Regions from separate parts of the Homo sapiens genome. Here all the other regions are linked to region 6. The links are chromatin loops, found by intact Hi-C in ENCODE. Cell type or tissue: PC-9. All regions are shown on one strand. Region 1 holds the start of SPATA41 (spermatogenesis associated 41). Region 2 holds the start of LRRK1 (leucine rich repeat kinase 1). Region 3 overlaps LOC105371024 (a long non-coding RNA gene). Region 4 overlaps ASB7 (ankyrin repeat and SOCS box containing 7). Region 5 holds the start of GCAWKR (gastric cancer associated WDR5 and KAT2A binding lncRNA). Region 6 overlaps LRRK1 (leucine rich repeat kinase 1).

Region 1 (4,000 bases), 660 kb before region 6:
CAATGGTAACTGCATTCATTTATGTACTCATTAGGTCCTTCAACCCTTCTTCAGTGCCTACTTTCTGTGTGCCACGTACTGAGATGCCAAATGAAGAGGCAGCAGCATATAAATTGCACTTCTTTCCCCACAGTTCTCTATAGAGCTCTGTTATGAACTAGACACTGTTCCTGGTGCTGGGGATTTAGAAACGAAAAAGTAACTTCCCTGTGTTCTATCTAGTGGGGGAAGGCAGATAGAAAGAAATAATTTTGTGGGAATGTAAAATGGTACAGTCACTGTGGAAAACAGTACGACTATTCCTCCAAAATAGATTTACCCTATGATCCAGCAATTCCGTTTCTGGATGTGTACCCCAAAGCTTTGAAAGCGGGGACTCCAACAGGTATTTGCATACTCATATTCATAGTATGCAAATTTAACTAAGTAGATGTTGTCATGGCATTTGTAAGCTGCCATGGCACTAGCGGGAGTGTCTTTTGCCATGCTAATACATTATAATTAGTGTATAATGAGCAGTGAGGACGAGCAGAGGTTGCTTTTGTCACCATCTGGTTTTGGTAGGTTTTGGCCAGCTTCTTTACCGCATCTTGTTTTATCAGCAGGGTCTTTGTGACCTGTATCTGGCAAAACCTCCCCTGAGATGCAATTCATTGGTTCCTGGGGTAACCAACCTGCCTCCCTGGCAGCCACTGACTCATCCTGTGACGAAGAATGCCTAACCTCCTGGGAATGCAGCCCAGCAGGTCTCAGCCTCATTTTGCGCAGCACCTGTTCAAGATGGAGTCGCTCTGGTTCGAACACCTCTGACAGCTGCCCGACAATGTGAATGTACTTAATGCCACTGAACTTACAAATGATTGAAATGGTAATTTTACGTTATAGTACATTTTACTACAGTAAAAAATGTTTTAAAAAAGAAATCATTACTCTCTTGCTAAGATCTTGTTTCATCTTAACACACACGAGATGCCTTGTCTTCATTTCGTGGACAGGCAAGGCCGAATTCCGTTTCACAGATAGAGGACTGAGATCTGGAGGCAGAGGGCAGGAATTAAAAACAAGACAAACAAGAGCCTTATACAGGCAGTGTCTTTCTGAGTCTGATCCCTGTTGTCTTGAGAGCTGCGGTGAGGGAAAGTCGTCTTCAGAGCCCTCAGGGTCAAAGCAGTTTGTTACCCTTGAGATAGACAAAGCTCCTAACCTCTCCAGCTTTTTGCCGACAGCTCGATTCTGATGGGCACTGACCTTTTCCGACCCTGTTTTCAGGAGCCGACTCCTGGCAGGTTGGTTGTAGGGGCCCTCTTGAGTGCTTCACACACAGCAGTCCTGTTGGGGTGAAGGTCACCGTCACTGTGATAATTGTTGTCGTCGTTGAAACCACCCAGCCCGAAAGCAGCATGGGCTGTGCCCAGAGCCGCCGTGCCAGAAGCCCACGCTTAGAAATAGAGGGCCGAAGACCAAAGAGGACTGCGGGTTCTTGGGCCAAACGTGACCCTCTCAAATCCCCCAACTCGGGGATTTCGTTAGCTGGGGACTGGTGTGCCCGGGTTCCAAGACCCCTGCGTAGACTCTGTCTATAGGTGGAAGAAGGCCTTTGCCCCGAGGCATCCAGAGGTAACGGTGAGAGGAACAAGGGCACGTGGGGGATCCCACCACAGCCTCCCCTGAGACCCTCTTCACGCTGGTTGCAGGAGTAGCCAACCCCGCTCCCTGGCAGCCCGTGAGATGCCACATCCCCTCCAGCAGGGGGCGGCCGGCATCGGTCCCGTCTTCCTAAACCGGCGTTGGTGGGAAATGCCGGCACCAGCTCCCTCCCCGCTCCAGAGCCCTGTTTTCCCCATTTGTATTTCACTACTTTCCTGTTGAGCTTGGATTCCAGCCTCAAATTCCGCGATTTGGCCGGCATCCTAATCCCCGAGTGACTCTTGCCAACCACTCTCTGTGGGGCCTGTGTGCTTCCTCCTGGGTTCTGGGGCGCTGGCGGCGTCCGCTTCACCGGGAACGGGAGCCCCAGCCTCCCGAGGCCTTCCTGCCTGGCTCTGGGAATGGCCACTGTCCAGAAAGCCCCGCGGCCGTCCATGCTCGCTCGCTCAGTCAGGCCCTTGTGGGGATATTGCAGAACGAGTCCGAGTTACTATCCCTTTAAATACAGGCGTTTCGGCCTAGCTGCCGCCGGTCCAATCCGCAGCGCTTCCGTGCCCCACTTTCCCGCGTCAGCCTGGCTCCGGCCTCCACCAGGGGGTGCTAGTGAGATCCCAGCCAGCCTCAGAGCTGAGCGTCCAGGGCCTTCAAATGTCCCCATCCTTGAAAAGGCAACTCCAGTGGCATCTTCTGCGGGGAGACCAGAAGCAGCATCTGACGAGGAGACAGCACTGGCGGTCCCGACACAACTGAATCGGCAGGATGAGGGCCCTTAGTGTTAGGCACCGGCGGAGCTGCATCCCACCCCGTCTCGTCCCCTGAGAACAGCTGTGAGAAGCCGCCTATTTTTCATCGTTCTGCAACACACCTTTCCCTTCCTTGGGATATTTCTCCTCTTTCAGCATTGCCGCATCAGGGTTCCAAAGCCCCGTTTCTCTCCTAGTTCTTTCTTTGCTCAAGAAAAGCAGCTTGTCTGATAAACTAAGCTATGTATGATTCGCTGCCAGTACAGACTGAAAAACAAAATAAACTCCCAATTCACAGTCCTCCGTTGCGTAACAGTGAGCAGACGTTCTGAGAAATGCATCGTCAGGCAATTGCATCATTGTGCAAACAATATAGAGTGTACTTACCCAAACCTAAACAGCACAGCCTACTACACACCCAGGCTGTAGGCTGTGCTTCTAGACTACAAACCTGTACAGTGTGGTACTGAACACTGTAGGCAACTGTAACACAATGGTAAGTATTTGTGTATCTAAACATAGAAAAGATACAGTAAAAATATGGTATGAAAGATTGAAACTGGTGCACCTGCCTAGGGCACCTACCGTAAGCTTGGAGCTTACGGGACTGAAAGTTGCTCTGGGTGAGTCAGTAAGTGAGTGGTGAGTAAATACGAAGGCCTAGGACATTACTGTACACTACTGTAGACTTTAAAACCCTGTACACTAGGCCCACACTCAATTTATTTTTAAAAATTTTCTTTCCTTCAATAATATATTCACTTTAGCTTACTGTAACTTTTCTACCTTAAGAATTTTTAAATTTTTTGACTCTTTTAATAACAGCTTGAATACACAAACACATTGTACAGCTATACAAAAATATTTTCATTCTTCATATCCTTATTCTATAAGCTTTTTTCCTACTTTTGAAGTTGTTTATTTTTTACATTTTAAACTTTTTGTCAAATATTAAGACACAAACACACATTAGCCTAGGCCTATACAGGGTCAGGATCATCAATACCACTGTCTTCTGCTTTCACATCTTGTCCCACTGGAAGGTCTTCAATGGTAATAACACACATTCTTAGTAAATGCAAATAGTCATGGCTCAGACTGATATAGTAATGATAGACTATTCAATATGTGGTATTGGACAGCTGTTTATATATTTGTACGAACCTAAGTTAGATTCTGTGGTGGTTCAAAAATATATCCTCTAATTATGACCTGCTTCCCTTCAACAGGTGTACCTAATTCCTCTGCCTAGAAAGTGTGCTGGAATTACTGCCTGGCTTCTGATGAATAGGGCGTATTGAGAGTGATGCTTTGTGAGTTCTGAGGCTAGGTCATAGAAAGGATTGAACTTATTCCTGAATGTTGCTCTTGGATCACTTGCTTTTTTGGGAACCACCAGCCATGTCATGAGGACACTCAAGCAACCCTGCAGAGAAGCACATGTGTGGAGAGGCACTTCTTGGAAAGGAGGCCAACTTGCCAGAACCAACTAATTTGTCATGTGAGTGAGTCATTTTGGAAGCAGATCCTCTACCCTCAGTCAGGCCTTCCGATGATTTCAGCCCCCAGCCTTTGAGTCTGCCCCAAACACCATGAGTAGAGACAAGCCC
Region 2 (4,000 bases), 91 kb before region 6:
ATAAAATGAGGGCCCGTAACAGAACCAGTGTGTGTATAACGAAAACCATGTATAAAATGGGCCTATCACCCTTGTCAGAGATATAAATTACCACATTTGCCTTCCCTTCATCAGCTAACACTTATCACTTATACTACCAATAACTTGTTAAATCAGGATTTGGCTTCATACACTGAATTTTCAGTATTTTATCTCAAGTAGATATAGACACTAACCTTGATAGTGATACGTTAGAGGGTTCCTATTCTTCCATTGTACGATAATGTCTTTAATATGAAATGCTACATTATTTATAATTGGTAGAGTTATTGTATCTTTTTATAGTTGTAAGTACACAGAGGTGGTATATTTAAACTTCTGTAATATACTGTATTTAGAAATGGAAATATATATAGTGTTAGGTTTCACTTCTTTTAAGGTTTACCCCTGTGGTGTGGTTTAAAAATCTATAGGCCTGGGAATTCCGATCCTAGCTGCAGATCGCATCCCACAATGCGAGAATGATAAAATAAAATTGGATATTTGAGAAACATTGTGCTTTTTCATTTAAAGACCAAAGTCATTTGAATTCGATGGCAGGCCTTTCTCTTTCTGAGACCTGTACGAAATGGCTGATATTAAAGCAGGATCAATAATGTAAGCATAAAATTACATTTGCTCAGTCAGTCGGGCCCAGTGCTTTGCCTGAGTGTGAAACCCATTTCTGTGGGCTTGGGGGTTGACCAGGCAAGGAGCTGGGCCTCAGAGGTTCCATGTCATAGCTGGCTGAGTTTCAGCTGTTATCTAAGCTGCCTGAGTCTCCTTTTATCATAAAGTAGTGATGGTGTCAGTGTGCGAAATGGTGGGGAGGACTGCATGAGGATTGACGGACAGCATTGTGCCCCTGACGGTGAGCACAAGTGTCTGTTTTTGTCACCTTTTCCTCTAGAGAAATCTAGAGGATCTAGAGAAAGGATCAATTTGGGTTTTACTGACCTCAAGTTTCTAAAGCTTCTAACCAAGAAGCCTCAATCACCCCGTTGTGAGCTGACGCTGCCATTGGCTCAAGATCATTGCTGGTACTGGGGTATGTCCTCCAAGCTCATCCCTTGCATTTGATGTGGAAAGCCCAGATCATTTTGACATGGGTGGCAAAGCACCACCACTTTAACAAAAAAGGGAGGCTGGGATCAGATCTCTCGTAACATATGCACTTATGTTAAGAGAATTTAGACACATTATTTAGAGACATCCCATTTCTCAATCCAAATGTGAGCAGGAAACTGTAGGAGAAGGATATTTTCCCTCATTTGGTGTCCCGGAACATGACTCCCTGAAGGGAGCCATTCTGGGGACAATTGGAGGGTGTGGTATGCGTGTGCACACATGCATTTGTGTGCCTGGTGTGCGTGTGGGGGTTGGCACCTCTCTAGAAGTGGACCCTTTGGGATGTCCTAGCTTCTCCTGCTGGTGGATGAAGCCTTTCTAATGGCTTTGCTCCTTGCTCCTAGGCATGAGCTTGAAGGGGGATAATGAAGGGCGTTTAGGAAGTTGCTCAAGGAAGACTGTCTGAGGAAACTGCGTACTGGGCTGAAGAAAGACAACCGGAAAACACTGAAGGAGCGCTCAGCCACTGCACCTTCAAAAAGGCAGAAAAGTCAGTTCAGGGAGGTGCCTCCCAGCTACCCCACCCACCTCAGGAGGGGTCATTCCAACCTAGGGTGCTGAGAATCTGGGTGGGATTACCAGCAAAAGCTAGAGAACCATGGGTCAGCGACCCTTAGGAAGAAGTGGAAAGGAGTCTTAACTTACCTGCAATAACCTTCCTATGCGAAGTTGTGGCTAACGCATGCCTAATGGCTAGAATTAAATGCTGGGAATATAACGAGCTCAGCACAGGTTATCCGCGTGTCAGATGTTCCTGCTGTCTTCTACAGTGGGGACATTTCCTAGCCTATTCCCAGGCTCCTTTAGAAGGGAAGTGGAGGTGCCCCATCTTCACCTGCCGCGTCCCCTCCAGCGTCTGCCCGGGCCCTGGGCCTGCGCTCCCTCGCGGTGGCGCCAGGTGGCGGGGCTGCGCGCCCTGGAGGAGCTGCACCGCCGTCGCGGGGCTCTCTCAGCACTGAGGACACCACGCCCTGCAAATTGTTGGGAACTTGTCGGTGGCAATCACACTGCTGGCTCCTGCAAACTGGTGTGAGGCCCTCAGGGGTGAGAACAGGATTGCAGAACTGCGCTCACCCTTTTGGAAAGTCGTCCAGTGGCAGAAGTAGCCTCCCAGGAGCAGAGCGAAGCTGCTCGGTGGTCCCCTCTCCAACCAGGGACCCAAGAAGCCGCTCAAGGGAACACGGCCCCGCGGCGTCCGGGAGGTCCTGCAGGAGCCCTGCGGCTGCCCCGGTTCTGTGAAATGGCAGTGAGGGTGGGGGAGATGTGCGCTAAATCCTGGGAACGTGCGAGTCATAACTTTCCAGGAGAGGGGCCCAGGGCGCTGGTCCTGCAGGGCGTGGAACCCTCTGCTCTTCCTGAGCAGGCTTTGTCCCCGGGTCGACACGGGGAGCTCAGCGTGAGGCCCGCCTGCAGCGTGGACGCAGATCTTTTTTATGGTCTGCGTTTCTGTATTAGCCTCAGCAGCCTGGTGACGCCTTTATAAAAGGTCGAAACACGATAAATTGCCAATATTCCACGTTTTATGTATTCCCCCCAAAGCCGACAATTAACAATGACTCACCGAGCAGCAGATTCTTTGCACACATCCATAATTGAATCAGTAAAATCCATGTGTTGGAGGATATGCAAATTGCAGGTCGTTAACGCTTTAGAACGACACATTTCTGTATCGCCCCGTGAAGAGCTCTACGCACATGAATGTTCCCCGTCTGTTTAACTGTTACGGCCGCAGTGTGTGGGCCGCAGGCGCGCTGGGGGCTCATCTGCTGATTTTGCTGCCCCTGGAGCAGAGGGATAGCGAAAGCGGGGCTGAGCGCAGCACGGACCGATCCCATCGCCGCGCTCGCCCCGCGTGGAGGCAGCCGGGTGCCCGAACCTGAAGGAGGACCCGGTGCCGGAAGGGCCCGCGGACCCCGGCGTCTCCCGGGGCATCGAGCGCCATCGCCCGCGTTTTACGGCCAGGGAAACTGAGGCGGCCGCCGAGGGGACGCCTCGCGACGGTTCCTGGGAGAGCTGGCGGCGGCCTTGCTCTGCGCGCTCTTCGCGCCGCCCTCCCCGCCCGCCCGCCTCAGGATTGAGGAAGTGCGTCTGGGCCCGGCCCCGGCGCGGGGGGCAGACGGCGGTGGGACGGCCAGGCCCCGGCCCCGCCAGTGTGTCCGCCCGGCCCCGCGTCCCGGAGCGCCCGCACCCGGCCCCGCCGCCGCCTCAGGTAAGCGCCGCTCCTGCCGGCGCCCCCCGGCGGCCTGGCTGCCTCCCGGCCCCGCCCGGGGAACCCAGAGCCCGCGCCCGGCGCCCGCGGGGAGCCTCGGCCTCTGCCTGCCCGCGGGCCCCTGCGCTCCGGGCGGCCGCGTGGTCGGGCACGGGGGGCCGTTGCGCAGGGGCCGCGGCCCGAGGGGCGCGGAGGGCGTGTGGGGCGACCCCGGTCTCACGTCCCCGCTGCCTCCCGCCGCGCCCGGAGCCCAGCCAGCCTGTGGGAGGGGAGCGCGCGGGGCCCGAGCAGGGAACCCCGAAACCCCGTCCGGGCAGGGTCGGGAAAGCTGGGAAGCGGAGGCAAGAGACACGAGTCGGGAGACACGAGCCGGGGAGCCCATAGGTTTCCTCTGCCTTTGGAGCGAACCCAGTCCCTTAGCGGGGAGCGGGCGGAGTGTGAGCGCGCGGGTGAGCCCGTGCCGGGGTGTCGGCAAGAGACCGCCCGGGAGCCTCTCGCTGGTCCGGGGCTTCCTGGGGTTGCGGGGCGGCCCAGCGAGGCTTCACCCTCCTCGATGTCTGGGTCACGCTTCTTGCCCAGGTGGTCTCTGGCTGGCGCAGATACAACTGCTCTGTCTACCATGGTCTCTGCAAGCTACAGGGGACC
Region 3 (4,000 bases), 290 kb before region 6:
AGGGTGGGCAGGTCAGTCATGGGGGTGTAGTACTCACAGTGCCAGGGTGGGCAGGTCAGTCATGGGGGTATAGTACTCACAGTGCCAGGGTGGGCAGGTCAGTCATGGGGGTATAGTACTCACAGTGCCAGGGTGGGCAGGTCAGTCATGGGGGTATAGTACTCACAGTGCCAGGGTGGGCAGGTCAGTCATGGGGGTGTAGTACTCACAGTGCCAGGGTGGGCAGGTCAGTCATGGGGGTATAGTACTCACAGTGCCAGGGTGGGCAGGTCAGTCATGGGGGTGTAGTACTCACAGTGCCAGGGTGGGCAGGTCAGTCATGGGGGTATAGTACTCACAGTGCCAGGGTGGGCAGGTCAGTCATGGGGGTGTAGTACTCACAGTGCCAGGGTGGGCAGGTCAGTCATGGGGGTATAGTACTCACAGTGCCAGGGTGGGGAGGTCAGTCATGGGGGTGTAGTACTCACAGTGCCAGGGTGGGGAGGGAGGTAAGGGTTACGATGATGGAGGAGGGTGTAAAGAAAGGGAGGGAGAAGGTGCTGAGGGTGGGGATGGGAGGACTGGGGAGAAAGTGGATTGCAGCCATGGGGACATTGAGTGGGTGAGCTGGGAGGACCCTGTGTGGCAGCCACAGAGGGGATACTGGAGATGGAGACCTTGGATGTGGGGAAGCTACTGGCAACAGCAGGGTGAGACCATGGGAGTGTTGGGGGCGGGGAGGAGGAGGACAGCTCAGGCGCTGGGGAGGTCAGGACCTGGCTCGCCATTGAGAGAGACAGTCTGCCATGTGGTGACAAGAGACGAAGCCAATGAGCAGCTCAAGTCTGCCCCGAAATGAAGGTTGATGGACCACAGCAGCGGGGAGAGGAAGCCAGTGGCCAGGAGGAATAGAGAGGTGTAGAAGCAGCCGTGGGACACTCCCAGCTTCCAACCCACCCCCAACTTTCTTACACCAGCAACCCTTCCCCTCCTTGAGAGGCTGCAGGGGAAGTGGGGCCCTCAGGGGAGGGGGCAGCCAGGTTCCCGCACAAGGAAGATTTAGAGAAGAGGTGGAGGAGATAGGAGAGTTCCAGAGAGCCTGGTGACGGGTTTGGGGTGGGGAGGGAATGAATGGGGAGTCAGGTCACATTAAGGAACAAATGAATGAGCTGCCAGTGAATGAACCGCAGCAGTGCCACGCTGGTTAACTGGGAAGAGGAAATGTCAGTGCTGTCATGCTGTACGCATTCCACACCATTGTTCATTGTTGCTATGCTGGTGCCAGCAGGGCGGTGGGCAGATGGGTCTTGTGTGTGTGTGTGTGTGTGTGTGTGTGTGTGTGTGGCGTGATGTGCCTCACCGGTGTACATTTCAGTTCTTGGTAATCCTGTTTTGAGTCTCACAGAATCTATTTCCTCAAGCCGTTTGTATCCTTATTTATGTAAGTGACTAATTCTTTCATGGGTAGAGCCAAGCTTTCTGTCTCAGTTACATAGAGATACTGAGACAAATTACTCATGAACATTCCAGAAAAGATGAGTATCTACAAATTATTGAGACAGTTTCAATATGTAAATAGTATTGTTGAATACGATTTCTCACAGTTATCCAAGTTAGATTGGATACGGTAAGTGGGTAATTCCAAGCTAGTTATCCCCTTTACACATGGCATAGTGCCCCATCGTTGGGTCTTCCCAGCCTGCCATGTCCACGTGGCCGGGATGCTCCCAGGAGCTGCTGGGGAAAGGAGGGCGGGCTGCAGGCTGTGTCTTGAAGGCTGAGAATTTAACGCCGCTGCCCTCGATGTGCCATAGCTTGTTGGTAGAGCAGTGTCCATTTGAAGGGAGGTAGCTCCTGAATTTACTTTATTTTTGCAATACCCTTCTGAGGAGCTAATTGGCCCTAATAAACCTTGCAGAACATAAGCCCTGCCCAAATGGGGAGAACCACCTGCTGTCAAGAGTCAGCCAGCTGCAGTATCAGCCCCTGAAGAGGACGAGCTAGCAGTGCTGATGTCAGGGAACTTTCCACTCCTCAAACCGACAGGAACAGGACCGTGAGCACAAAACGTGAACACGGACCAGAACGAGTTGGCATGCAGGACTAGGTTGCCTTGACGACTCTGAGTTCTGACAGGGAAATACAATGAGTTTTATGTGGACAGAGTTCCACGGTCTATTGCAAAATCAATGTGCTGTTTGAATGAATCATCACTTCCAACCATTGGTCATTGGTGTCTGAATCTTGATTGCAGATGAAGCACTGAGTCATGACTGTAAAATGCCACAGTATTTATGAAAACCAAGAAGGTTTTTTATTTATCCTGACTAGCTAAATCAAGGTAGGTCATCCTAATAATACTTGTCCACACAAGTGGCAACCCCTTGCCAAAGAAATGCAAACAGAAGCCTGGGATGTTTCCAGCTCTCCTTAACTTCCTTCCCCGACCTCCCTGACACCAGCCAATGGGTCCTTTAAGAAGTGTGAGAGAGCCAGTAGATGGTAGGCCCCCGCTTCAAACTCGCCATCTTGTCCCTTGATCCAGTGACTATACCTGGAATTTGGCCTCTAAGCGAGTGTTTCTTTTTGCACTTGGACTTCTTGAGAGATTACTCATTACTCAGGAGATAACACCAAAGCATTCTCAAAACCAATCTTTGGAACTGGCTTCCAGGATTATACATGCAGGATTAGTCATACAGAAAATCCTTAAAGATAGCAAATTTGGGTCCTTTGAGAGTGTATTTGGTTTGTGAAAACAAAGCCATTGGTAACCAAGCCAAAAGCAAACATGTGATTCTAACCCATGAATTCAGAATTTTTCAGGCAGCTGACCCTAAAGACACTTTTTTCAAACAGGTGACTCCTTTTCATTAATTCATTAATCAGTTGTTGAGATAGTGAAAGAAAAAAGAAACTGAAAGAAATCATCATTACCAGAAATACTTGGGTTCAAATTCTAGCTCTAAAACTTCTTAGCTGTGTAACTTTGGGCAAGTCACTTAACCCGTCTGGGCCATATCTGAAAATTTTCCCTAAGGGAAAAAAAAAACTAAGGTTATTGCTCTTCCTTTTTGCTGCTTCTCCTCCTCTGAGTTGAGGCTCCTTTCCTGATGGAACATTGCCTTCATTCCCCTCTTCTCCCTCTACCCAGGGGTGTATTGGTAAATTGGAACTCTGGGGAAAAAAGTCACAAAGCCCTGATCTGTGGCTTTTGCCAATTTCTGTGGTGTACATACTTCCACCATGGCTGACTTTAATTTCCCAACAGTTAAACAACAGGTTCACGAAGTTCTTAAATATTTAACAGCTGGGCCCTGTGGACCATGGGTGCTGGCTGCAGCATGTCACACTGCCTCTACCCTCTCCCCTTTCTCCTTTTTACTTTCCTGAGAGCATGGTGGATGTCGTCTGATATAATTTCCATCCATGTCTCTGCTTTTTATATTTAACCAGCTTCCAAAAATAGTTTCCTTACTTCCATTAGTTCTTAACCAGGGAGTGTGCTGGAATTCAGGTGGTCTGGTCACTGCCTCTCATCTTCCCGAATTCTTCTTGGCCATATCACCAGCAGGAATTTTCAAAGGGGACACAGCGCTCTTTGTTTTTTAAAGGGCTGTGCCAATTTGCCTTTGGGTTTCCTCATTCTATCAGAGTAGAGTGCTGATCTAGTACCTGTATAATTCTCCTTGGCAGAAGTGCTCAGGGCTTTTTTTTTTCTTTTCCTCATCTAATCGCATTCCACTTCTAACAGCCTGGATGAGTTGTGCAAACCCAAGAAATAAAGAAAAGAACAGGCAGTTCTGATATCGTCACAGGGCCACTTAATGACATGGGCATCAGAAGGAGAGAGTACCATCCACAGACATTCTCAAAGCAATGCGCCTGACGCATCAGAAGATCCTCCTTGTGGGGCCAGACTTAGGCATCAAAAACATCCATGTATTATGATCTCACTCTTGTGAGAAGGACCTCTCAGCACCCAAAGGTCAATAGTGATATTTACTGGGCACCTACTATG
Region 4 (4,000 bases), 380 kb before region 6:
CCAAATATTAATAATTTTAAAGAAGGCTAGAGAACTTAAGCTACCTGCTATTAAAACTTACTATAAGCTACAGTAGTCAAGACAGTGTGGGATTGGTGTATGGAGAGACTTTTAGGTCAATGGAACAAAACAGAATTAAGAAATAGAGCGACACTTTTATGGTAAATTGATTTTCAGCAGTGACACTAGGGTAAATCATTAAGAGTCCTTTTAACAAATTGTGCTGGAACAAGTAGATATCTTTGTGGGGAGTACTGAACCTTGAACTTACGTTATACCACACAGAAAAATTAATTATGGGCTATTGATCTAAATGTGAGAGTTAAAAGTGCAAAATTCCTAGAAGAAAAAAAATCTTTGTGACAATGCATTGAGCAAAGATTTTTAAAATAGGATACAAAACTACAAACTGTAAAATAAATAATGGGCTTCATCAAAATTAAGAGTTTTGCTCTTCAAAACATAATACAGAAAATGAAAAAGCACGCAACAAACTAGGAGAAAATATTTACAAGACACATCTGACAAAAGGCTTGTATCCAGAATATACACAGAATTTGTACAACTCATTAATGAGGAGACAACCAATAAAAATGGATAAAGGAGGTGAACAGACAATTCACAAAACAGTATATGAATACGTTCAGTATAACTAGTTATTAGGGAAATAGAAATTAAAAGCACAATAAGCCACGATTTTACCTCTCTAGAATGAGTGAAATTAAAATGACTAATGATACCAAGATGTAGAACAATCTGAACTCATCCATTGCTGATGAGAATGTAAGATGGTGTAGCCATTTAAAAAGGAACTTAGGAAAGTTTCATGTGCATTTCACATACGACCCAGCAAGTCTCTCGTGGGTATTGAACCCAAGTGAGATGAAAACACTCTGTCCCCCTCTCCTTCTCTCTCTGTCTCTCTCTCTCTCTGTCTGTCTCTCTCTCATATATTAATTCATGATAGTGTTATTCAAATAGGCTCAAATTGGTAAGAACTGAAATGCCCATCTTCTCATCAATTGATTAAAAAAACTATATAGTATACAGTACTATCCAGCAATACAAAAGAGTGAACTGTCGATACAACATGGAAGTATGGCGGAAACATCATGCAAAGTGAAGTAAGTCAAACACAGAAGTCTACATATGATTCTATTAATATGAATTTCCAGAAATGACAAAACTTTTTTGACCAGTGGTTTGCCTGGGACCCAGAGTCTGGGAAGGGCTAAAGAGAGATGAAGGAACTTTTTGAGATGATGGAATGTTCTATATTTTAAATAGGGTGGTGGGTTATATACTCGTATACAGTTATCAAAGCTCATCATCTGTACCCTTAAAGTGAATGCATTTTACCTCAATAAAGCTGTTAGAAAAAAAAAAATCCCCTCATATTCATAGGTAATGTTTCTTTGCTTCTGTTTATATACATTAAATTTTTTTCTCGTAAATTTAAATGAACTTGTTGAGATTATGCTACAGCTTATTTAAAATAAGTTCCACCTGGGGAGAAAATGTTTGCTAAGGGGACAAAGTAATAAGTTCAGTGGGGTTGCTGTTTTAGATGAAATGTTTAGGGAAGGCTTTTCTTTTTTTGATAAAAGGACATTTGAGTGGATACAGAGTGACATGAGTTCACTTAATGTTTTCACGTCTTGTCCATTTCTTACTGAATTTCTGTCTAGGCGTTTTGTAGTTTATGTTGCTATTACAAATGAGATATTTTTCTTACCTTATTTCATGGGCTAATAATCTTTAAATTACATTTGTTTGCATTTTCATTGCTTCTAATCTCCCATTTGATTTTAACAGAGACTATGCAGGTCATTGTTGTGTGTGTTAATCTCTGTTTTTCCTTAGCTCAGTGTAGCTTCAAAATGTACATAGAACCTGAAAGAGACCTGAAATGGAAACCAAAGATGCAAGTGCAGTGTTTTGTAACATAATTTTAATTTTACTGTCAAATAGAACGAGTATAGGATACAAATAAGGATGGTGGCTGAAGGGTGGGAGAAGTGAAAAGAAGGTATTCTTAAATTTCACTTGCAGATTAAGAGGGAATGTCTGCCAGCAGTTGACTGGCCAGGTATAGATTAGAAATGACCTCTGGCAAGATGTTTTGTTTCATTTGAATGGGAGGGCATCTTGTAGATTTCACGCCTGACTTTGAACTTCTGGTAAGCGATGCACCTGGAACCGGCTTGAGTGACTTAAGGGCTCAGCAGTATCTGCCCGGTGGAAACATTAGTGTCATGCTCATGCCTTACCAGCAGATGGCAGCAAAATGCTGTGTTAAAATGTTCTTACCCTACTTAAATTTAAGTCCTGTGGTAAACAGATACTGTATATTTTTCTTTCAGTTAAGACCAAGGTAGATATAATGCCCTTATTTCCCCTAAATAGATACAACTAATACTACCATTGTGTACTGACACTTTACAGTAAATGTTTTTAGAAATCTACATGATATGGCTTACCTAAAAACATCTTATTTTGTATAGGTTTTGTTAGCAACTCCTTCACTGAAATACTTTCCACAGTATTGTTATTTTACATATAGTTTTCTGCCTCAGATTTTTCTAAGAGAACCATTTGTCATAATATGTTCTAGACCTAAATAACGTTTATTAAACAATACGTGAGTTTTCACTCACCTGTGGAGGCTGTGTGTGTGTATGTATGTGTAGGTGTGTGTGTAAAACATTAATGATTTTTTTCTTTTATTAACAAGCCAAAAATTAAGGTGACTTTTACAAGAGAGCATTTTCATCCTGGGTAGTTAGGTCTGATCAATTGATCTTTTACATGGAATTGCTGACTTCTAGGAGGTGCCCGGCATAACCAGTCCTCGTCCGTCTTCTGCCCCCAGCCAGGGATGCCATGGGGTGAACGCCATCAAGAACCAACCTTTGGCTTAATGAAAGATCTGAGGCCAGTGACAAAAGACTGTGACTTGAGTCACATAGCAGATAAATTATTATAGTTGTTTTTCCTTCCCCAGAGATCAGTCAATTAGGAGAGGTTTTTGGAACTGTTTTAGAAAATATTTTTACAATGCTGAGGTTATTCACATAATGCATTGCTTAATTCTTATAAACTCCAAAGTTCGTGTAAAACTAAGAATTCAGAATAGACTTCTATCTTGTGAAAAAACAATTTGTCAAGATTACTTGACATATATCTGAGATGCTTTGGAATTTTTACAGACCACAGAAAAACTTTTTTTTATTACTTAATATACCCTAAAACAACACGGTGTGCCAGAGCATAGTGTATCTGTAATTTAGAGCAGCAGATGTTGCTACACATGCTTCTCTTTAAGACCGAGAAGAAGCACAAGAGAAAATAAAACAAAAAGTTCAAAACAGAAGAGAAACATGAAACAGTGCAGAGATGAAGGAGTTGAGTAGCCAGAGGCAGTTGGTTAAATTAGCAAAGACAGGGGATGTGGTGATCTGTACTCCGTGTTTTTTGTGTATATCTTTTTAAACACTTTGTCTTTCTCCTTTCATTAACCCAGACGTGATAACATTCTACAAAATTTATTTTCCATTAAAACCAGACTTGAATTAAACTGAGGAAAAACGTACTTGATATTCATTACAGTGTTTGGTTGCTTCACATTTTATATGAGAATTGGCCACAGTTTGCTGTGCCATGGTAATGTTTGTTGTTTTGTCTTGGAGTCTGCTAATACTTTCATTTTGGTTTTAACTCCAGCTGATCCTACAGTTAAAGACTTAATCGGAGGCTTCACGGCTCTTCACTATGCAGCCATGCATGGCCGGGCCCGCATTGCACGCTTGATGTTAGAATCTGAATACAGGAGCGACATCATTAATGCAAAAAGCAATGACGGCTGGACTCCCCTCCATGTGGCTGCCCACTACGGCAGGGACTCATTTGTCCGGCTCCTCCTGGAGTTCAAGGCTGAGGTTGACCCACTCAGTGATAAAGGTACCACACCGCTTCAGCTCGCCATTATCCGAGAGAGGTC
Region 5 (4,000 bases), 160 kb before region 6:
CAAGGAAAATGACTCTTGGTTTCCAGCCTGGATGTGTCATTACACCCTCATGCGTCTCAGGGAAATTAGCAACCTGATTCTTGCCCTGACTGTCATTTAAAATAAAAAGCTTTCTTATTTGCCATCTAAGACAAACTCTAGTAAACCCACAGCGGACGGGTAGGAGGAATGAAACACAGTTACTCGTATTCAGCAAGTTCCTGGGGTCATATTTACCCGCATGTGTCTCCGGGTAACTGGGGGGTGGCGCGTGTTTGCCGTTGTGATGCGGGCGTGTGTGTGTGGAGTCTGTGTGCGCTGGAGAGAGCAGTGTGTCCCCCCGAGGACCTCGGGGTCCCAGAGCTGTGCACACGCTGCCCCCCTGGACGTACAGAACCAGCAGGTGGCATCGCTCCACACAGGCCACCGAACGGCCCTGCCCCGCCCCCTGCCACGCCCTGTGCGTGCATCCGGGTCCCCGCGCAGTGGCTGCACGCAGCCCACCTCTCCCGACGATCCGGGTCCTCCCGCCCTTCGCGGTGATTCTGTCGCGAACCCTCTCACGGCAGCTATGAGACTGCTGCGCTCCCCAGACGAGGAAACCTGGTCTCCCGGAGCCAGGTAACCCACCCGCAGCCTGCGGGAGAGCCGAGGTCTGCAGCCGGGCCGTCGGGCTGCCTCTTCCCGGGGACCCGGGAGCGGGGGGCGGGGGGCATGGTGGCCTCTCGGGCTGCTCCGAACGTCCCCTCCAAACAGCGAGGGGACGCACAGCCCCACTCAGGAGGGAGCCAATGACATTGAACCTGAACCCAAGCCAGCCTTAGACTGAACTTTCAAAGTACCATTAAGCAACGCCGTGAGGAAATGGAACATTCGACAAGGTATTATGTCGCATCTCTCTCTCTTTTTTTTTTTTTTTAGGTGGAGTCTCGCTCTGTCGCCCAGGCTGGAGTGCGGTGGCGCGATCTCGGCTCACTGCAAGCTCCGCCTCCCGGGTTCACGCCATTCTCCTGCCTCAGCCTCCCGAGTAGCTGGGACTACAGGTGCCCGCCACCGCGCCCGGCTAATTTTTTGTATTTTTAGTAGAGACGGGGTTTCACCAAGTTAGCCAGGATGGTGTCGATCTCCTGACCTCGTGATCCGCCCGCCTCGGCCTCCTACAGTGCTGGGATTACAAGCGTGAGCCACTGCGCCTGGTCGCACCTCTTTTCAAAAGCCAGTGTTATCTGGGAAAGTGCAAGGGGTGGGGAGTGGGAGGTGCTGTTTTCAATGAAAAGAAATGAAAGAGACATTGTGCGTCTTCTTAGGTGATATTACAGTACCACAGACACTACAGTTAGGTGACTGAGTCCAGTATTGTCTGTTTTCTCAGGTGTGATGACTGTGTCGTGTCATGCAGAAAAATGTCCTTATTTCTAGGAATCGCATGCTGAGATCTCGGGGAGTAAAGGGCCAGGATGTCTGGAACTTAATTTAAAATGATTTGACAAGGACAGGCATACACATAGGGACAAAGCAAATATGGTAGATGTTATCAATTGCTGAATCTATGTGCTGAGTACACACGTATTTGTTGTATTGTCTTTTCACCTTTCCTATATGTTTAAAATCTTTCATAATGTCATTCGGGGGGAAAAAAAGCTGATCTGGCTATACTTATTTGGGAATGTGCCGGCTAAAAGGGAACTAACAAATAAAAACTTAACTTAGAACATAAAATTTTAGAGACTGAAGGAACCGGAGACCTTCTAGAGCTCAACTCTCATTTTAAAGATGAGGAAAGTGGGCATATTGATTTTATCTTATTTTCTTTTTCTCTTTACTTTTTAAATGTTTTTGGTTTAACTTTAAGTTCAGCGGTCCATGTGCAGGTTTGTTACACAGGTAAACTTGTGTCATGGGAGTTTGTTATACACATTAGTTCGTCACCCAGATATTAAGCCTAGTACCCAATAGTTGTTTTTCCTGATCCTCTCCCTCATCCCACCTTCACCCTCCAATAGACCCCAGTGTGTATTGTTCCCTTTTGTGCCCGTAAGTTCTCATCGGTCAGCTCCCACTTATAAGTGAGAACATGTGGTATTTGGTTTTCTGTTCCTGTGTTAGTTTGCTGAGGACAATGGCCTCCAGCTCTATATTGAATAGTTAAAAACTATTTAGGCCGGGTGCAGTGGCTCACACCTGTAATCCCAGCACTTTGGAAGGCCGAGGCAGGTGGATCACTGAGGTCAGGAGTTTGAGACCAGCCTGGCCAACATGGCGAAACCCCATCTCTAATAAAAATACGAAACAATTAGCCGGGCATGGTGGCAGATACCTGTAATCCCAGCTACTCCGGAGGCTGAGGCAGGAGAATCACTTGAACCCGGAAGACGGAGGTTGCAGTGAGCTGAGATCACACCACTGCATTCCAGCCTGGTGACCGAGCGAGACTCCGTCGCAAAAAAACAAAACAAAACAAACAAAAAAAAAACTCTTTAAAATAAGTGTTATAAACTAACAGTTTATTTATCCCAGGCACAGAAAGACAAATACTGCATGATCTCACCCACAGGTGGAATCTTAAAACATTGAACTCACAGAAACAGAGTAGAATGGAGGTTACCAGGGGCTAGAGTGTGGGGGGTTGGGGTGATGTTGGTCAGAGGGTACAAAAGTTCAGTTAGACAGGAGAAAGTTTATCTTTTAGTGATTTTCATGATTTTGACAAAGTTGAAACAACTGAAACAAAGTATCTAAATATTTTAATACTTGTAATTATTTTTTAATTGTTGAGTGATTTTAATGAGTCAAAAATATAAAACAATCATGCATAATACATATAAATAATTTGAGTGTCCAACCCATATTACAGATGAAAGTAAAGAACAGGCAGATTCTGAGACTTGGGACAGGCAGCATTTGGCACCTGCGGAGGCCCGGTTCTACACGTCTGTAGTGGCAGAAAGGCAATATATATTAAAACCTAGGAAAACAGTCAGGGCACGGTGGCTCACACCTGTAATCCCAGCACTTTGGGAGGCCAAGGCGGGCAGATCACCAAAGGTCAGAAGTTCCAGACCAGCCTGGCCAACATGGCGAAACCCTGCCTCTACTAAAAGTACAAAAATTAGCCAGGTGTGGTGGCTGTAATCCCAGCTACTCGGTAGGCTAAGACAGGAGAATCGCTTGAACCCGGCAGGCAGAAGTTGCAGTGAGCCGAGATCACGCCATTGCACTTCAGCCTGGGTGACAGAGGGGGACTCCACCAAAAAAAAACCAAAAAACAAAAACAAACAAACCTTGGAAAATGGGTGAGAGAGGATGGTATGTGATGGTTTTATCAAGTACTTCTACTCTATTTATATCAACTACTCCAAGCTGTGGTAAACACCTCTGGGAAGCCAGGTCCAGTGCAAGTGGGCCAAAGCCCGTATTGACAGTTATAAACCAGGCATCTCCAGATGACAGCTTTATGACCCAAGCAGTGTGCTCCTCACTAGACTAGTGCAGTACGTATCAGAGTCCAGCAGGGAGTGTGCCCACCTGGAGGACCAGGGTAAAGGTGGGAGGCCAGGAGCAGGGATCTGGGAGCTAACAATAACTCAAAGTACCCACGTTCATGGTTTCCACCCTCCCCCTGAGCCCCCACGTATGCCATCCCCAACCCTCTCCCCCATCTTTCAAGTCCATGACTGCCAGTCACCAATTAGACCCATCACTCAACAGCCCTGGTTCCCCAACAGATGGACTCACAAGAACAAGAAACAATGACTCGGTCATTAGAACTCTTAGTTTCCCACAATTCCTGTCATTGGGATTAAAGTTCTCCGATGTTGTCCCCATCATGTGTCTGAGAAACTGGCCATGGGCACCTCCTGAAAGGGGAAGCAAGAGTGACTCTGGGGGCTTGTTGTGCTCCTCGGAAGAGGTTCTCACTCCTTTAGCATGTCGCTGCCTGGCCCTGGACAGCAAAAACCAACCCTTTGAGAGGACTTAAGTAAATACATCATCAGATCTGGGAGCTGATCAAAACCTTATT
Region 6 (4,000 bases):
CTCTGGTTCAAAGACCGGACGGAGTGTTGAGGGGCGTAGGCCCAGTCTTTCCAAACTCCTGGAGTGGGCGGAGGAGGAGCTAAAGACAGGCGCTCATCGCCATCTGGTGGCCAAATAGGGATGCCCGTCACCTGCCGCCAATTTTTGAGGAATTCATCCCACGTTATTGGGACCTTTCTCGTAGCCTCTGCTTGTTACATTTTCCCATTTGCGAAGCACTAATTTTTGTTCATATTTCTGCTCCTCTAATTTTCCAATACGGATTTCCAGTTGCTTCGAAGAAACAGACCCAAAAGCAGATTTCTTCTCCCCAGAAACCTGATTGAGCCCAATATTCTTCGGTAATCAGGAAGAAAGAGCAAAGTCCTGCTCCCATATATTTCGCCAGGTCCCTTTGACCACCCCATGCCGGAAAACCGCTGGCCCTTCTGACTCCCTCTGGTGGAAATAAAGGAAGACCAGTGAGAAATGAGTGGAGCAAAGACATTTTGTTTAGCAGGACTTCAACGGCAAGAGCGCCAGCCACCAGGACTTGCGTGTGGCAGAGACCCACAGGCTGGCAGAGGAGCGGGAGCTTTCTAGTGGGACAAAGGGAAGGCCTCCGGGGCCTCCTGCCGGGAGGCCGTTGTCGTGGGGAAGCTGGGGGGCCTCGCTGCAGGCTGGGCATCCTATGGGATTGGTAGGGGTGCAAAGTTGGCTCTCTCGGGTTGGTCCTAAATGGAAAGTGAGGACAAAAATTAGAGAATCGGTCAGTTATTAACCAAGTCCTGGCCATTTTAGACTGACTTTTACGGAAATGATGGCTTAGCTTCCTGGGTTGTTACTAGAGATAAGAAGTGGCTCATGCCTGTAATTGCAGCACTTTGGGAGGCCAAGGTGGGTGGATTGCCCGAGGTCAGGAGTTTGAGACCAGCCTGAGCTCGACGAACATGGTGAAACACCGTCTCTAATAAAAACACAAAAATTAGCCGTGAGTGGTGGTGCAGCTACTGAGGAGGCTGAGGCAGGAGAATCGCTTGAACCCGGGAAGCGGCGGTTGCAGTGAGCCGAGATCGCACCACTGCACTCCAGCCTGGGCGACAGAGCGAGACTCCATCTCAAAAAAAAAAAAAAAAAAAAAAAAAAAAAAAAAAGAGGCTGGCCTCCTGCAAGAGACTGGCTTCCCGGGCTGTTTGCTATAGATAAAGAGGTTGGTTTCCTAGGCAGGTCACTGTGGGTCGTGGGCCAGAGTTCTGTTTTTTATATATTGTGTGGCCATCGTCTGTCTGTATCTCAGGCTCGCTCTGAAAGCAGCCTGTCCACCAAGCACCCTGGCGCGGTGCGGGCAGCTGCAGGCGGCAGCTCCTCTGATCACAGGAAAGGCCGCCTTGAAGGGAGGTCAGAGACTTGGGTTTGGGAGTCAGCTTTCTTCTCCAGTCTGGGGGAGGCGCCTGGACGCTTCAGCGGTCTCCTCTGTACGTGGACAATCCCGCCGCGCTCTTCCCTGTGAGCCGCCTCTTGAGGGGCGGCACTGAGCCCGCGCCCACCGGCGCCCTCTGGAGGTTGGAGGGTGACTTGCAGGCGCTGTGCACAGATTGCCTGTGAGACGCAGGTGCCGATGGGAACAGGTAGCTCTTCTGCACCCACCACCGTGGCAGGTGCCGGCGGCCGAGAAGGACATGTGCAGGCCTCTTGGGACCCGGGCTGGAGCAGGCACACAGACGCGCATTTGCATTAACCCTTGCTTTATTCCAAGCCCATGTGGGCCCTGAACTCACCCTCCACATGTGCTTTTCCTTTCTTTCCACCACCAGGCTCTCCGTGTGAAATGGTCCCATCTCAGACTGCCCTGGGTAGACCTAGACTGGCTCATAGACATCTCCTGCCAGATCACGGAGCTCGACCTTTCTGCCAACTGCCTGGCGACCCTCCCCTCGGTTATCCCCTGGGGCCTCATCAATCTCCGGAAGCTGAACCTCTCCGACAACCACCTGGGGGAGCTGCCTGGCGTGCAGTCATCGGACGAAATCATCTGTTCCAGGTGGCTCCCCGGGGTGTGACCGGAGCCGTGTGTGACCCCGCTGTCACCGTTGTGCTCCTGCACATGCTCCCGGGTTGTATTTTGTGGTTTTGGGGGAAAAATGTTCTGGCTAAAATAGGAGAAGGAGTTTTGCCTACCCTGAGGCAAGCCTCCCTTTCAGGTTAAAACAGAGAGGTTTAGAGAGATCATTTGTCTGGCCCAAGTTTACACAGCTCACCCGGGGACATGCGAATGCTTGCCTGAGATGCTTGTCTTGGTCCTGCCCAGGAATCAGATGAGGGCAGCCAAACCTTCCCACACTGGTGGATGCAATGGGGCTCTGAGGCACCAGCTTTTACTCTGCCTTCCAGGGAAAGTGGGAAGGGCCTCAGAGAAAGGGTTAACTCTGCAGGACTCTGGCAGCAGGTGGACAGTGTGGGCAGTCCAGGCTTGCTTCTTCTGGAGGCCTTGGAGGGAGACCTGAGCCTTACCCCTGAGCTTGCATGGAAGGAGGAATGACCTTAGTTGATTTCTTTATTTTTTATTTTTATTTTTATTTTTTTTGAGACGGAGTCTCACTCTGCTGCCCAACTGGAGTGCAGTGGCATAATCTCGGCTCATGGCAACCTGCAACTCCCTGGTTCAAGCAATTCTCCTGTCTCAGCCTCCCGAGTAACTGGGATTACAGGCACATGCCACCACACCCAGCTAATTTTTGTATTTTTAGTAGAGACGGGGTTTCACCGTGTTGGCCAGGATGGTCTTGACCTCCTGACCTCATGATCCGCCTGCCTCGGCCTCCCAAAGTGCTGAGATTACAGGCATGAGCCACCGCACCTGGCCTGATTTCTTTTGGACACATAACTGCAAGTCCTCATTCCATAAAGGGTTGAATCGATTTTTAAAATGAAAAACCAAGGCTCTAAGTGAAGCAAGAGTCAAGAATGTTGGAAAGAGCTTGGGGTAGGCATTAATCCATGGGACTCCCAAGTGAGAACGGGAAAGAAGCCTGCACACCAGAACTTAAAAAGCAAGTGCCGTCCAAGTGAGGCCCTTCACCTGGGCCAGATGGACAGGTCCAGAAGGTTCAAAGCCCTGCTCTGTGGTCTCAGCAGCTTTCAGGGAACCTACTCATTTTGCTATTACATGCCTGCGAAGGATTCGAATCCCTGTTGGTCAGTGGAGCCAGGGCCCACCGATGAGAGGTTTGTCTTTATCTACACAGGACACAGTAAGAGTTCTTCAAAAGAATTAAAAATCATATGCACTACATTTTCAATGCACACTCTTTAACCTTGCATGGGGAGAAAAAGAAAAAAAATACACCTCTTGGTTTATAGAAAAATATGTAAATTTGGTGTTTTCCCTCTTTATTCTGATGCCTGCCTTCCTTCTTCTCCATCGCAGGCTACTTGAAATTGACATTTCCAGCAACAAGTTGTCCCACCTCCCTCCTGGATTCTTGCACCTCTCAAAACTTCAAAAACTGACAGCTTCAAAAAATTGTTTAGAAAAATTGTTCGAAGAAGAAAATGGTATGTTTTCTCATCAACTTGAGTGAATTAGTCATTTTCTTCTTGGTAGGGATATTTTTACCAATTCATACTTTGGGTCTTTTTTTTTTTTTTTAGCCACTAACTGGATAGGTTTACGGAAGCTACAGGAACTTGATATATCTGACAATAAATTGACAGAACTCCCTGCCCTGTTCCTTCACTCTTTCAAGTCCCTCAATTCTCTGAATGTCTCCAGAAACAACCTGAAGGTGTTTCCAGATCCCTGGGCCTGCCCTTTGGTGAGTATCACACCAAAAGTCATGAAAGCCACAGTCAACTCTGCCTCTCAGCTGGCCTCAGAGAGCCCTCAGGTGCATTATGTCAGTTCATCCCCTCAGCAGCGAAGCCGGGTAGAAGGGCCCGGTTCCCACATTGTAAGCATCGTCACTCAGCATACAGCGAGGCTGTGTCCCAGGCAGATGACTCACCTGAAAGCCAGCCTGCC

The links. A loop is a pair of places that touch in the nucleus more often than their neighbours do. Peaks named below come from ENCODE experiments on the same cell type or tissue, not always from the same donor. Only the 100,000 strongest peaks of a DNase experiment are listed, where the experiment ranks them.
Region 1: it touches region 6 in a loop (21-fold over the local background); 37 of 110 quality-filtered maps call a loop at or near these places.
Region 2: it touches region 6 in a loop (11-fold over the local background); 106 of 110 quality-filtered maps call a loop at or near these places.
Region 3: it touches region 6 in a loop (4-fold over the local background); 5 of 110 quality-filtered maps call a loop at or near these places.
Region 4: it touches region 6 in a loop (13-fold over the local background); 100 of 110 quality-filtered maps call a loop at or near these places.
Region 5: it touches region 6 in a loop (19-fold over the local background); 9 of 110 quality-filtered maps call a loop at or near these places.

The regions. Positions count from the first base shown.
Region 1 is chr15:100,348,060-100,352,059 of GRCh38, forward strand. SPATA41 (spermatogenesis associated 41) reads right to left here and starts at 2,659. Exons shown (of 2, transcript NR_028139.1): 1 at 675-2,659. LOC105371021 (a long non-coding RNA gene) reads left to right here and starts at 1,547. Exons shown (of 3, transcript XR_007064777.1): 1 at 1,547-1,623; 2 at 2,316-2,886; 3 at 3,620-4,000. RefSeq lists an enhancer at 1,827-2,086. In PC-9, CTCF peaks have their summits at 1,860 and 2,239 (motif pointing right); DNase peaks (open chromatin) are centred at 2,182 and 2,742; H3K4me3 peaks cover 1,109 bases; H3K27ac peaks cover 1,072 bases.
Region 2 is chr15:100,916,097-100,920,096 of GRCh38, forward strand. ALDH1A3 (aldehyde dehydrogenase 1 family member A3) reads left to right here. Exons shown (of 13, transcript NM_000693.4): 13 at 1-530. It overlaps LRRK1 (leucine rich repeat kinase 1), which reads left to right and starts at 3,261. Exons shown (of 34, transcript NM_024652.6): 1 at 3,261-3,355. ALDH1A3-AS1 (ALDH1A3 antisense RNA 1) reads right to left here and starts at 3,187. Exons shown (of 2, transcript NR_135827.1): 1 at 2,708-3,187. RefSeq lists silencers at 1,928-2,147, 2,908-3,497 and enhancers at 1,933-2,525, 2,278-2,367, 2,418-2,537, 3,712-4,000. In PC-9, CTCF peaks have their summits at 2,028 (motif pointing right) and 2,227; DNase peaks (open chromatin) are centred at 1,245, 2,105 and 2,765; H3K4me3 peaks cover 2,188 bases; H3K27ac peaks cover 786 bases.
Region 3 is chr15:100,719,861-100,723,860 of GRCh38, forward strand. All of the region lies in intron 1 of LOC105371024 (a long non-coding RNA gene), which reads left to right. Among named protein-coding and RNA genes, the nearest start is that of ASB7, 120 kb to the left of the region's middle. RefSeq lists an enhancer at 1,939-3,138. In PC-9, a CTCF peak has its summit at 1,794; DNase peaks (open chromatin) are centred at 1,431, 2,151, 2,571 and 3,651; H3K4me3 peaks cover 2,377 bases; H3K27ac peaks cover 3,717 bases.
Region 4 is chr15:100,625,714-100,629,713 of GRCh38, forward strand. It overlaps ASB7 (ankyrin repeat and SOCS box containing 7), which reads left to right. Exons shown (of 6, transcript NM_198243.3): 5 at 3,724-4,000. Among named protein-coding and RNA genes, the nearest start is that of ASB7, 25 kb to the left of the region's middle. In PC-9, CTCF peaks have their summits at 2,272 (motif pointing right) and 2,473; a DNase peak (open chromatin) is centred at 2,288; H3K27ac peaks cover 1,427 bases.
Region 5 is chr15:100,849,311-100,853,310 of GRCh38, forward strand. It overlaps GCAWKR (gastric cancer associated WDR5 and KAT2A binding lncRNA), which reads left to right and starts at 442. Exons shown (of 4, transcript NR_160703.1): 1 at 442-600. RefSeq lists an enhancer at 274-568. In PC-9, CTCF peaks have their summits at 304, 1,670 and 1,877; DNase peaks (open chromatin) are centred at 71, 461, 804 and 2,481; H3K4me3 peaks cover 3,279 bases; H3K27ac peaks cover 4,000 bases.
Region 6 is chr15:101,007,044-101,011,043 of GRCh38, forward strand. LRRK1 (leucine rich repeat kinase 1) reads left to right here. Exons shown (of 34, transcript NM_024652.6): 7 at 1,794-2,020; 8 at 3,407-3,534; 9 at 3,631-3,794. Among named protein-coding and RNA genes, the nearest start is that of LRRK1, 90 kb to the left of the region's middle. RefSeq lists enhancers at 1-235, 1,214-1,543. In PC-9, CTCF peaks have their summits at 121 (motif pointing left), 322, 1,540 (motif pointing left) and 1,740; DNase peaks (open chromatin) are centred at 58 and 1,458; H3K4me3 peaks cover 872 bases.